3 separate regions of the Homo sapiens genome follow, and regions 2 and 3 are each linked to region 1. The links are chromatin contacts, found by Hi-C or POLR2A ChIA-PET in ENCODE. All regions are on one chromosome and are shown on one strand. Each heading gives the region's core, a stretch centred on a gene start or an enhancer-like site at or near the end of the contact. The rest is flanking DNA. Distances are from core to core; before and after follow the strand shown.

Region 1 (3,940 bases), core at 1,080-3,579:
GAAAGATACATTGGTATACAAATTACACATAGAGAGTGTGGTTCTCAAAGTTCAAAAAATTTCCTATTTCTAGGTTTTGCCACTAAAATCTTGCATGTCCTTGGACACAAGTGACCTTTAAAATGGGAATAATTATTTTGGACCCATCAACCATATAAAGCTAGTCTGTGCAATAATGGGTGTAAAATACTGTTAAAAAATCAAAATATGTTATTTGAATGTGAAGTAATAGTTCATTTTTATTAAAATTAAACAATGTTTTCTTATATGAGTAGTGGCAGTAATAATATTATGAACATACAAGTAACACAACAAGTATTTTAAGCACAATTTAAAAGTAAAGTACATGCTTTTAAACTCTGGAAGTGTATTTTTCAGTATGTGCTATGAAATTATTTTCAAATGATGCAATAATAAAATTTAGTGAAAAGATCTCAGGATTATTTTATTATCTTGTCATTGTACAATTAAAGAAAGTTGGAGGTATAAAAACTAAGTGACTTACTCTAGATGTCAAAATTGCTTATTTACAAGATTGAGACCAGAATCCAGAGATCTTTACATGCCATCCAAGGAGTAAAAATGATTCAGATAGTGAATTTTTCCTGCTTATTTGGTATGTAAAGACTGGTATTTTAAATATTAAATTTCATGTCATGACCTCCTTAGCACATCACTCTCCTAGAGTAACTTACCATGGACAATGGATTGTAAAAATCAATGAAAAACATGAAGATAACTGGTAGAACACAGGTTACACAGCCATTCTTACACAAGTGAAAATGATTTGTTTATAGCTTACTCCTTGGTTTCTTGGAATTTTCTTTTTAAAAAGGCAACAAGTATTTGTACTATCAGTTAGACTTAAAAAAACATTCTTCAGAAAGAGAAAATGTATTTGTGAAATCCATTTAGTAAAGTTGAGTGTTTTGAAGGATGTTGCTGTCATCACTATGGGCCATTTGCTAATTCCCAAGAATGTGTATATAGCAAAATGTCTCTGCCTGAGGCAGTCCCTCCTAATGTTGGAGCCAAATCAGTGGAATGGATTGGATACACATAAATGTTTTGTCACCTTTCTAGTACCGGAGAGCTTAAATTGCTGAATCTTTCATTCCCTTTCGTGGCTGAGAAATGTGTGTTCTTTATTATGAAGGGTTTAGGGATTGCATACTGTGTAATAGCTCAGATGAGTGAAAACAAATTTAAATATCAGCAATGCACTGACTTATACTTTACATGTTGCAAATACTCTTAGAAACAGTATGGGGCCTTATTAAGTTTGAACCTCAGGTCTTTCAACTTCCCTGAGAAAAGAGAACAAATGGTAACTGCATGAGAAAATAAGTAACTAACGTTTGTGATTTCCCACTTCAGCTCAAGCCCAGATATTTTTGTCAGTTGTTAATTACAGTCATATTTCTCTAAAGCATTTTCTTTTTTAAGGATTAAAAAAAGGAGAGAAGAATTTCAAGAAGAAAGGCTACACCATGCGATACAGGTTCACATTTCTCTGAGTGGAGAGGAACGCATTGGGGTGAAGGTGATAGGCAGGGCCACTTGCTGGAGAACGGGGAGCTAGCACTTAGATAGAGTTGATAGAAGTGGAAATCAGACTGGGATAAAGTCAAGAGGTAGGGCTAGATCAAGATTCAAAGCAGAAAATGGCAAGAACTCTGGCTTGACAGTAGGGATGTCACAGGGGAGAGATGAGATGAAAACATGGTGGGATGCAGTTATGTTCATTAGGCCAAGAAAACGTGTTCAATATCAAATTCAGTGCTCTTCTCTTTTTCCAGATACTTGTATACGATTGTTTATTAATTCCCTGTGTCTCTAATATTGTGGATCTTCTTCCTGTAACTCATACAACTAGCAGATTTCTGGCTTAAAGACAGAAAGGAAGGGTAGCATTTTTACATGAGGAGGGATTAAGGCAGAGAGAAGTAAATTAATTGAAGTTCCTATAATTAAATTACTAATGGTATCTGCATTAGGGTCACATTTCCTACCCCTTCATCCTGTATTATTTCTAGAATCTTTACACTGGAATTGACCACAGAGCATTGCACTGGATTTGACCACAGAGGTCATTTAGTCCAGAATTTTATCATTTGGTCCACCTTTCCTTGGAGATTAAACTAATGAGCTGGCATTGCACCCACCCACCTTGGCTTTATCCTGATAATTCCTCTCAGGGTGAGTGGTAGTTCCCATGGAGAACACTAAGCAGGTGGTTTTGTTGCACAGTGAGCCCTGGGCTTCCCTGAAATGCCCTGAAGTGTCAGTTACTGTTTTGATTGCTTTTTCATTTTTCTATCCAGACACTTGTTGACAGGAAACTCTGTGGCCACCATTCATTGCATTTAAGAAATCAAACAACCACAAACTGTCACTGTCACTTTCATTTCCTGTCATCATTCATTTTCTTGAGCTGCTGCTAGTTTATCAGTGTAGCTGGATGTCCCGTGCTCCTGGGCATTGGGGAGGAAAGACTGTAGGTATGTGCAGGTGCTGAAAAAAGATGTGAGAGGAACGCAATAAACACTTGCAGCCTCGCTCCTGGCTTTCCGTTTATGTCATTCACCTGTGGGTTTAGAAACGTTTTCTGTTTCTAGGATCAAATGGAAATCCCAGCCTTATTGCTGTAGGATTTTCTTAATCCTTCCACAGTAGTTAAAGACTCTCCCTAGCTTCACTTTGTTTGTTGTAGCTTGTGTAGGAGTGATGCAAGGCAGGCTTAACTGCTTCCATCAGCAGCTCCAGGAGGAAGTTTTGTGATGGTAAGAATTGGATTTTGTTGTCCTTCACAAGGACCTTTCTCCCAGCTGTTTCTATATAAATGTACGTCTCTATAGCTCAGAGAACTATCAGGAAACAGGTGTTTTTCCATTAATAGCCAAGATGCATCAAAGGAAGGAGAAGGTACAGCAGTATGTGAAAATCAGGTGGTCCACGGTTGAATACTTTGTACACAATAACTAATCACTCAAAGCTTATATCTATTTATAATAAAGTCTATAATTACAAGCCAGGTGGCTGTGGTTAGGAGATTGTGGGGTTTTTGAACAGGTTACTTGACTCGCCATTACAGCTTTAGAGGAGATATGTCCACCTGGGTAGTGGGTGATGTGGCACGTGTTTGCCTATAAACAGCACACATGTGCTCTGCCTTAGCTTCTTTTCAGCTGTCTTCCGAGTCTGTGTGCATCAAAGTTGTATTCTACAAATCTCCTTGCTTACTGGCAAATATAATAGCCAGAAAATTTTACAAAAGTTCTATGGGCTTTGAGTTCAGAAGTTTTGCTATACTTTTTCCTGAAGAATATTATGTACAACTGATATAAATTGGAGTTTGCTGATGCAGTATTTTGAAGTCTAAGATGTCATCTGGCCAGTTGACTCTAACTATGGAGTCTTCATTTTTTCCTTACCATGTGCTTCAGAATTCATAAGAGATGATTTGAATAGTGATATAATGACCATGACATATTGTAAAAGTGAAGTTATGAGTAATTTGTTAATTATTTATTGAGTATCTCTTATAACCAGTGACACTTTTAAGGGCTGTGGGGTATATAAATAAGTGTAGGAGATGGTTCCTCTACTGAAAGAACTCTTTTCTCAACTGGGAAGATATGATTCAAAGAGAAAACGTTGCCGCTACTACGTATTCTATCACTTGCTCAGACAATATGTGCTAAAGGTAGTAAGATATGTGGGATTATTATGCAAGGAGATTGTATTTAAAGCTTCATGAAGAAGGTGAGATTAGAAAGATGAAATTAACAGGTAAAAAGAACAATAAAGGGCATTTGGGTGTGGTGATTGTCTTAGTTTTTTATGGCTGCATAACAAATTATCACAAACTTTGCTGATTAAGATAACACATATTTATTCCTTCTCATTTCTGTAGGTCTGGAGTCTGGCTTCACTGGGA
Region 2 (3,940 bases), core at 493-2,992, 940 kb before region 1:
GGTCCCACTATGTTGCTCAGGCTGGTCTTAAATTCTTGGGCTCAAGCCATCCTACCACCCTGGCCTCCCAAAGTGCTGGGATTGCAGGCATGTACAATAGAGGTCAGTAGTCTAGTAGCTGAAATAGCAAGCAAGAGGCTGTCAGGTGTGCAGGAATCTGATGAGGCGGCATGGATAAGGGACTGCTAGAGAACAGGATGTGCACATGAGGAATGCCAAGAAGATGATCTAGAAGCAGAGGTGTAGGGTTGTTACAGAGGTGCAGGGAAATTGAACATGTAGCGTGGAGGAGAGTGAAGTGGCCGAAGAAAATACTTCAGGCTAAGTCATGGTGAATGCCTCACACCCAGGCTTTATCTACTTTGGGTATAACAGCAGACCAATTCATGGTTTAAATTCAAGGCAAGGACATTTTCTTTAAAAAATAAGATGTACGTATGCAAAGTAATGTAGCATCAGTCTTTCGCTTTCTGGGGTCAATTATTTGTCTAATGATTCATCCGGTTTTCTCAAGTACTGTTTCTAGGAGAGCAGAGTTTATAGAGAATTTAAAGAAAGTTTTCTCCAGTGTCTAATCCTGGGTCATCGTTTGCAAATACACAGGCTCATTAATTGGCCTTGTCCGGGCAGTCCTGAGCAGCGCCCCTCCTGAAGACAGCACTGAGGAAAGAAGGGTATTATTTCAGCTGGGAGAGGAGCAGAGCCCTGGGATGAGACTGATTGATTCAGACCAGATGGATGGCCTCACATAGGTGTGACAAAAATAGTAACACATTGCAGACATTCCAGGAACTGTCCTCTTCTCCTGGCCTGGAGGTGGGTCGCCTGTGTTGTCTCCTTATCTACCTCTTATGTGCTTCCGAATCAAAGAATGTCAATGATGCTAACTCTTTTCCATGTTAGCACCTGGTCACAAGGCATCAGACTTGAAGTTCCATTAAAAAAGTCTAATGACCATTGCCCAAGTTTCCCTGTAGGTAAAGCCAAAGCAAATCATTTTGCCTACTGCCTAAATATGTTGTTATTGTTTCAATTTCCTCTTGCACATGAAGAGTTCTAAGGTGTCAGAAACTGATCTCTGCTACCCTAGAAGAGAAGGGTACATTAATAAATGATACCAGTGTTGTAATCATTGATTATAACTTAATTCACGGGTCTTAAAAGAGTACTACGTAATAACTGAGGATTCTGATCTGGTTATAGGCACTTTAACCCTAAATTGTCTGAGCCTGAGGACTCTCTATTAAAAAGAGATAGGACCTTACATTAGATCATCACCATCCATAACCATGACCATTCATTCATTACCCTCGTTATTATTTGATGTTTAAGATTTCTTTTTGAGTATTTCGGTTCTCATTTCAATACATTAGTAAATTTTGACTTTATAAACTAAGGTAAGGGTTTATTAACTTGATAACATTGGAAGAAAGAAATATAACATTTTTATTTATTACAAGAATTACTTTCTTACTTGAAAGGAAACTCAACAAGCATGGGAAATTTTCTGTCATTCAAAGCTGAAGTGCAGAAATTATGCACAAATTTGAATGTTTATCAAAATTAAAGGAAACTCCAAAAGCTTTTTGTAAGATAATATAAAACCTAGAGAAATGGTGAGCATTTAATAACAACCCAGTGACATTTCAACAAGTATGGGAGAGGCTTTGTCATAATAAAAGTATGGTTTTCTCACTCTCTACCTCAAATGTCCTGCCCTGTTTTGTCCCAGCATGAAGTTTTAGTTTATGCGTTCTCACATAGGCCTGAAACTGTTATCTACTTGTTATAAACCATCTCAGATTTCACTGCTGTGGGTTAATCTGTAGGTTCTGATTGACATCCTTGACTGTCTCTCACACTCACTATGCAGCTCACATGTAACTGCCACCTGAAGGGCAAGGTTGACTATTGTTTTCACTTTGATCTCTATTCGCAACTAAAAAAGTAATTCCTTAGATATAATTGTGAACCTATTACACATGGAAGAAATTATTATTCAAGTTTAAAAGCCATATATATACATATACATATGTGCGTGTATATATATATGTATGTATATATGTCATTTTTCTTTCCACAATATTGCTGGCACATTGCTGTCAGGACACCCATCTGGAATTAAGATTCCACAGCAGACTTTTCTCATAGAAGTATTTATTCATTATTGCATGTCATAATTCCTAGAAGTAATGTACTACTGATAGCTCTTGAATTTGCTCTGCCAGTAGACTGCCTCCTTAAAAAAAATTATTCCTGTGCAGGTGGAGATTAGCATATGAAAAATGCTTTTAATTTGTCCACTCTTGGACTTACCTATCTGTCAAACCCATACATGTGACAGCTGTTGGATTCAACTTATCTCTACCACCTCAGTAGCAGGTTTTAAATAGTCCAGGGGCTGTTAATTATTTGTAAGCTGAGTTTATTTAACTCGCTTTCTCAAAAACAAACCAAATAAAATAAATAGACACCAAACTGTTGGTTCCGTTTCTGAATATCAGAAACAAAGATGATCATGTCCAAGGATCTGTAAAAACCTACTTCCTTCTGACATAAGGAAATAAAACAGCCAGTGCAAACTGTTTCTTGATATCTACTTCTCGAGATCTGGTGGTTCTTTCAGTGTGGAACTTAGTTTACTTACTGCTCCTGTGTACTAATATTTTACACTGGCTATTTTTTCTACTACTTATCTTTTTTTTTTCTTGCGAAATTTAACCTGCCTAATTTTGTAGTTCTCATTTGCGCCATTTGATTTCTGCAAACCACAGCACCAAAGGCTTCAGGGAATTAATCGAAATGAGATGCCCCAATGGTGGTATGGCTGTGGATCTATTATGGCTTCATGCTTCACTAAATGACAGGATTCCCACAGGGCAGTACCTATCATGAAGTGGGCCTCAAGGGGTTAACATGGGCTGAGTCTCAAAATAGACTTGAAGCTCAGCACACCTACTCACTTAAAAAGAATGAGCAGTAAATATGTGCATGCAAATTCAATTTCAAAGGACACTTAAGTGATGGTGGAAAGGTAGAATGCTCTTTCTCATCATTCAAACTAGAAGATCAGGAACACTGGGCACCTTGCACTCTTCAAAGGGACTAGCTGAGGGCAGCACCTGAAACAACTTTTCCCTACCACCTACAGCCATGAGATTGGAACAGGAAGAAACTTCTCATAGGAAAATAAACTAGCTCAGGCTTCTCACAAATTAGCTTACTTCTCTATATTTTTATTGTTTCACTAAGTTCCTGGGTGTTCAGCTTTTGCAATTCAGAAGATGCTCCCAAAGTTCTACAATTTTATGTACTGAAAATAAACATTCCTTACTATGTTAATCAGATGCCCTAATGAATGGGCAGGCATGGGGGTTCCATGTTTCATGTATCACTTGCTGATTTCGCACTGCCTTGACATCATCAAAATCCTCCTGTTTTGAACAGTGAGTGGACAACAGCCAAATGCAACTTTCAAACTTAATCTATTCTGATCATTTAAAAACATTCATGGGGCAATGAAACAAAATTTATATATTATCTATTATCTCAAATAAATATTGTTCTTAATAATAAACTGTCTGGTAGATGTATGAAACCTGTTCACTCTCCTATTGATGTTTTACTGGCAATAAGAGCTGAGGCCCTACCCTATTTTAAATTTAACTCTATGAAAATGGGCACTACCCAAGAAAATGCTAGCACAATTCCAGATAAAATATAATGTTGTGAGGCTGAAAAGTGCATGCAAAGCAAGCTGCATTATTAGAATGTTTAAATATTAATTATACCACTGTATAGTAAAGATGATCAAGTATGAGTGTCAACTAATTTTCTAAAAGCTGCAACATTTACTTTCATCTAAACTTCCTTTGTTAAAAGTAAAACTAAAAGCCCAGCAAGTTTAGTCTACTTGAGTGTGTTTATTTTTATTGGTTTC
Region 3 (3,940 bases), core at 455-2,954, 710 kb before region 1:
TTTTTTTTTTTTTTTGACTTTTAGCCGCTCCTCACAATACTTGTGCAAGGTTGTAAATGGTTTTCAAATTTAAGATGAGAAAACTGAGGTTCATGGAGGTCTAGTCACTGGCTCAAGATGACAGGCAGTAAGTGGCAAATTAGGGTCTAATATTCAGATTATCACATTCCATGTCTTGTGCTCTTGTGACACATTGCTTTCAAATACAAAGAAAATCCGTATTTCTGGAGCAATGTGAAATGGGTTGATGTGCTTTTGTGTTTATTTGGGTGCCATAAATTAGGAAAAAAATTTCTACACAGTATCCTGATTATATTGTTTTGATTGTTGTTTAACACGGGATAAAATAAGTTGAGTTCAGTTTTCTAGGAAACTGAAATAGGAGGGCAAATAATATTATATAATTTTAGCAAGCATCTGAAACTTACCGAAAGATGTCATCTTCTCCAGGGTAGTCATGTTGGGAAAACTACATTTAACCCAGTGATATTTGCCACTGTTCAAAACTTTTTGTCCCTTTTTATTGTAATTTTCTTTGGATTTATTCTTTTATTCTTCACATAACTAAATTTTATTGTTTTGTGATCAAAATTATTTTTATTTAAAAGAAGACTTGGTCGATTTAACATCAAACTTGGCTCTGAATAAACTTTGGATGTTTACAAAAATAAAATCCACCATTTAAAGAGGACTAATGGCTATATTTGACATTTAAAACAACATGAGGAAGGCTCTGATGGCAATTCCATAAAAATTTCTTGAGCAATCAGTAGAATCAATGTAAGGTTTTCCAAAGTCACTACTTGGAAGTGGGCAACACTTGCTTATTGGTTTGCGTTCTTATATTTTCAGTGAGTGATTGATTATATTATGTATCATCCAGGCAGATTTCCTGCAAGGCGGTAACAACTTGAAGTGTTCACAACTGAAGTGTTCTGGTGTGTGTATGTGTGCGTGTATGTGTGTGCTTCTTTCAGTGTCACCTCTCATAATCCTGGTCCAGTAGCACCTTCCAAAAGATCAGGACTCATTACCAAAAAAAAAAAAAAAAAAAAAAAGAAAAAAAGGGAGCAAGTGAGAGCAAGAGCAAGAGAGGGAGAAAGAGAAATCATCAAAATGAGGAAGTAATTCCTCTAATTATCAGAAACAGGAGCAAAGTAACAATGGCTGCAAGTTACCTCCCCACGGGGGAATGAATCATCAAAATAACTGGTGGAAAACAAGGTTGTGCAACCTTGACTAGTGTGTGTCACCGGCTGGTGGAATTTTTAGAAAGGAGCAGTTTGGGTTCATCACTGTGGTTCGTGATTGCACACACCTGTTTGGGGCATGGATTTTGCAACCCCCCAAAAAGGGGAAACTGAACTTGCTGCTCCTCCTGAGCTGTGTAAAAAAGCAGAAAACCACAGCTGCTTGAGCAGTTAACAGATATCAGTAAAATACCCATGTTACATAATTAAGGATAACGTTCTTGAAGCATATGGGCCGGAGGTATTATACTCTCATTAAAACTTTAGGTAACAAACAATTTAGCATATTCTCACACATTTCTAGGGTTGAATTCTATAATAAATGTTTGTAATTAGATATGCTTTAAGCAGTTTATTAAATAATACATGAAGAAAATGGTTGATGAAATATAGACGATTCTGAGGTCTGTGTACAAGTGACATAGAGGCATTGAGATGAGACATAAAAAATTTCTTCTCAATGACTTGATAACTAGTCACTTTGGGCAGCTTAAGTAAGACTCATTCTTCAGGCCAGCCTGTCTGTAATGTTAAATAAATAGGAATTAATGACTTTGGATTTTTTCTTTTCTTTTAAAGTACATTATATGTAGCAGTCTTCTTTGAACTGCTACTCCTAAATAGGAGGAGGTGCTTTTGACCAGAGCGTTACAAAAATCTCATGCACTTTATTCTGGCAGGAATAGATCAGCTTGATAGGGAATAAAAGGGATGGATACAACCAAACATGACCTAAATCGACATTTAAAAAATCATACCTTAGCCAACAGGTTCTGTTATTTATAAGTTTGAGAGGAATAAGGAAGAGAAGTCTCTTGAGAAAAACCAAGGCAGGTGTTTGCTCCCTGGGGAAGTGATAGGAAACAGGCCTCTAAGATGATATTACATGCAGGAAAGAAATTCTTTCAGTTCTGTGTCTCTGTTTGATATTCAAGACAGCTAATAAATGATCAACAATTCTACCTGCATGAGGAGCGTGTGATCTATGGAAAATGAACTTGGATAATCCTAGAAAGTACCCAAGGAAAGAACGCCCATTTCCTTAAGCCATTGAGGTCATCTAGATATTTTGTTTTTCAATGCACACAAATAAAAAAGCCGGTAACAGAACAAACATGAAATTTGGAATGCCTTCTAGAACATACATGGGGAAACTGGCAAGGTTGACATAGCTTTTACTGATTTGTCTGTTTTAGTAGGTAAATGGGGCTGCCAGTCTGGCAGTTTGCATTGGCAATAAATCACCACTAGACATTTTATTTAAAAATTGGCACTGGCTTGGCGGAGGTAAGGGATTGTCAATTTGTTTTTATTTTGAGGCCAGGCACAATCATAACATACACAGGCCACCTGGAAACTTCAGCCCACATGGAGAAGCATGGCTCATGTCTCTGTGGCTATATTTTTGCATGCTTGGAGAGTGCAGAGTTAGATCAGAGTCTGAAGAGTCTAACCAGAAAGATCCTGGCAGACTGGTACAGCCTGGAGACATCCCTGTTGGAAACCAGGTTTGTTCTAGAATTACTATGTAGGAAGGGTATCATAGATATGATATTGGAGAGAACATTTGGTGGTTTTCACTTTTATTGAGTGTGGAGGGAGACCCACAGAGCTCATGCAGAGCACACAATGTGTGCATTCCAAAAATCACTCGAATATTAAAGGATTGGGTAGCTCGCTCTTTTTTTTTTTTTTCCTGACTTATTTTGCTTGGAAGTTCAGATTCAAACTTGTGATAAATTGAGTCATGGTTTTGAGAGGAAAAAATATACTGAAGTAGGGGATGATGCAACCACTGTCCTCATGTAAGCAATGATAGATGTTCTTTCTTTGAAAATCAGTATAATTAAAAGATAGTAAGATGGAGAGAAGAAAAAGATTACCTTAGACACTTGTAACTACTCCAGTGGAAATAGTTGGGAGGAATCCCCTAGTTTTCCTCTGATTCTTGATTTTCTGAATATCCTTCAAGGCTTCACAATATTGTTGAACAATTTTTTTTGTTTATCCATTTTGAAAATATGAGAATTATTGCATCAGGAAAATTATTTTGCAAATATATTGATTTACCGAATTACCAATCTTTTTGTCTCTGTTGACATATATTTATAAATCTTAATTGTACTTTATATTGTTACTATGCAAACTGCTAGAAAGGATCTGGTTAAGATAGAGATGTGCTGACTTAACCAGAGCCTCATGAATAATTAAATTTGCTCACTTTCTGGAAATACCCAATTTGCTCTTGATACACAAATATTTGAATTGGATTCAACTTGTCTCTCAGATTTTTTCCCCCTCCTGGATTTCATATATATAATTTTGATGACACTGTCTATCAAAAAAATAGGAAAAATATACGCTACGGTTTCTGCTTGGTAAAGTCATTCAAAGTGATATAAAATGTCAATAGCAAACAAGGACATCATTCCAATGATATGTCGAGACACCTGGCAGATTTCCTGGTATTTGGGACATGGGAGTATTTAAAGATACGTGGCATTAATTAGTCACAAACAGTTGAAGCATCAAATATCTAACTTAATAAGATTTTTCTTTGTTTGTTTTCAAATATGTAATGTTAGACTCTTTAGCAAATATTTCCAAATTTCTATTGTGAATGCAGTGAGATCTGCATATCTTACACCACAATGTCCCACCAGTTGCCTGCCTGTAATTGACAACATTCA

What was found. Hi-C counts contacts between places; a loop is a spot of excess contacts on that map. ChIA-PET counts read pairs that join two places held with the same protein, here RNA polymerase II (POLR2A). Pooled maps may share reads with other maps.
Region 2: a loop to region 1 is called in a map with no recorded cell type, with 4 times the contacts of the local background. The contact joins two enhancer-like sites. A Hi-C loop is called at or near these places in 2 of 37 single-sample maps with no recorded cell type and 1 of 50 pooled maps.
Region 3: a loop to region 1 is called in a map of OCI-LY7, with 8 times the contacts of the local background. The contact joins two enhancer-like sites. A Hi-C loop is called at or near these places in 1 of 168 maps with a recorded cell type or tissue (OCI-LY7) and 2 of 50 pooled maps. POLR2A ChIA-PET finds 5 or more read pairs at or near these places in 1 of 52 experiments (SK-N-SH).

The regions. Positions count from the first base shown.
Region 1 is chr2:145,409,307-145,413,246 of GRCh38, forward strand. No RefSeq gene overlaps it. Among named protein-coding and RNA genes, the nearest start is that of LINC01966, 530 kb to the left of the region's middle. RefSeq lists an enhancer at 2,934-3,093. Within about 2 kb of position 2,330, at least 3 of the 41 ENCODE cell types and tissues checked have a DNase peak (open chromatin) inside an H3K27ac peak, as active enhancers do; they include OCI-LY7, where a contact is called at or near this core.
Region 2 is chr2:144,473,454-144,477,393 of GRCh38, forward strand. All of the region lies in intron 2 of ZEB2 (zinc finger E-box binding homeobox 2), which reads right to left. Among named protein-coding and RNA genes, the nearest start is that of ZEB2-AS1, 44 kb to the right of the region's middle. Within about 2 kb of position 1,743, at least 2 of the 41 ENCODE cell types and tissues checked have a DNase peak (open chromatin) inside an H3K27ac peak, as active enhancers do.
Region 3 is chr2:144,702,812-144,706,751 of GRCh38, forward strand. All of the region lies in intron 1 of TEX41 (testis expressed 41), which reads left to right. Among named protein-coding and RNA genes, the nearest start is that of TEX41, 37 kb to the left of the region's middle. Within about 2 kb of position 1,705, at least 3 of the 41 ENCODE cell types and tissues checked have a DNase peak (open chromatin) inside an H3K27ac peak, as active enhancers do; they include OCI-LY7, where a contact is called at or near this core.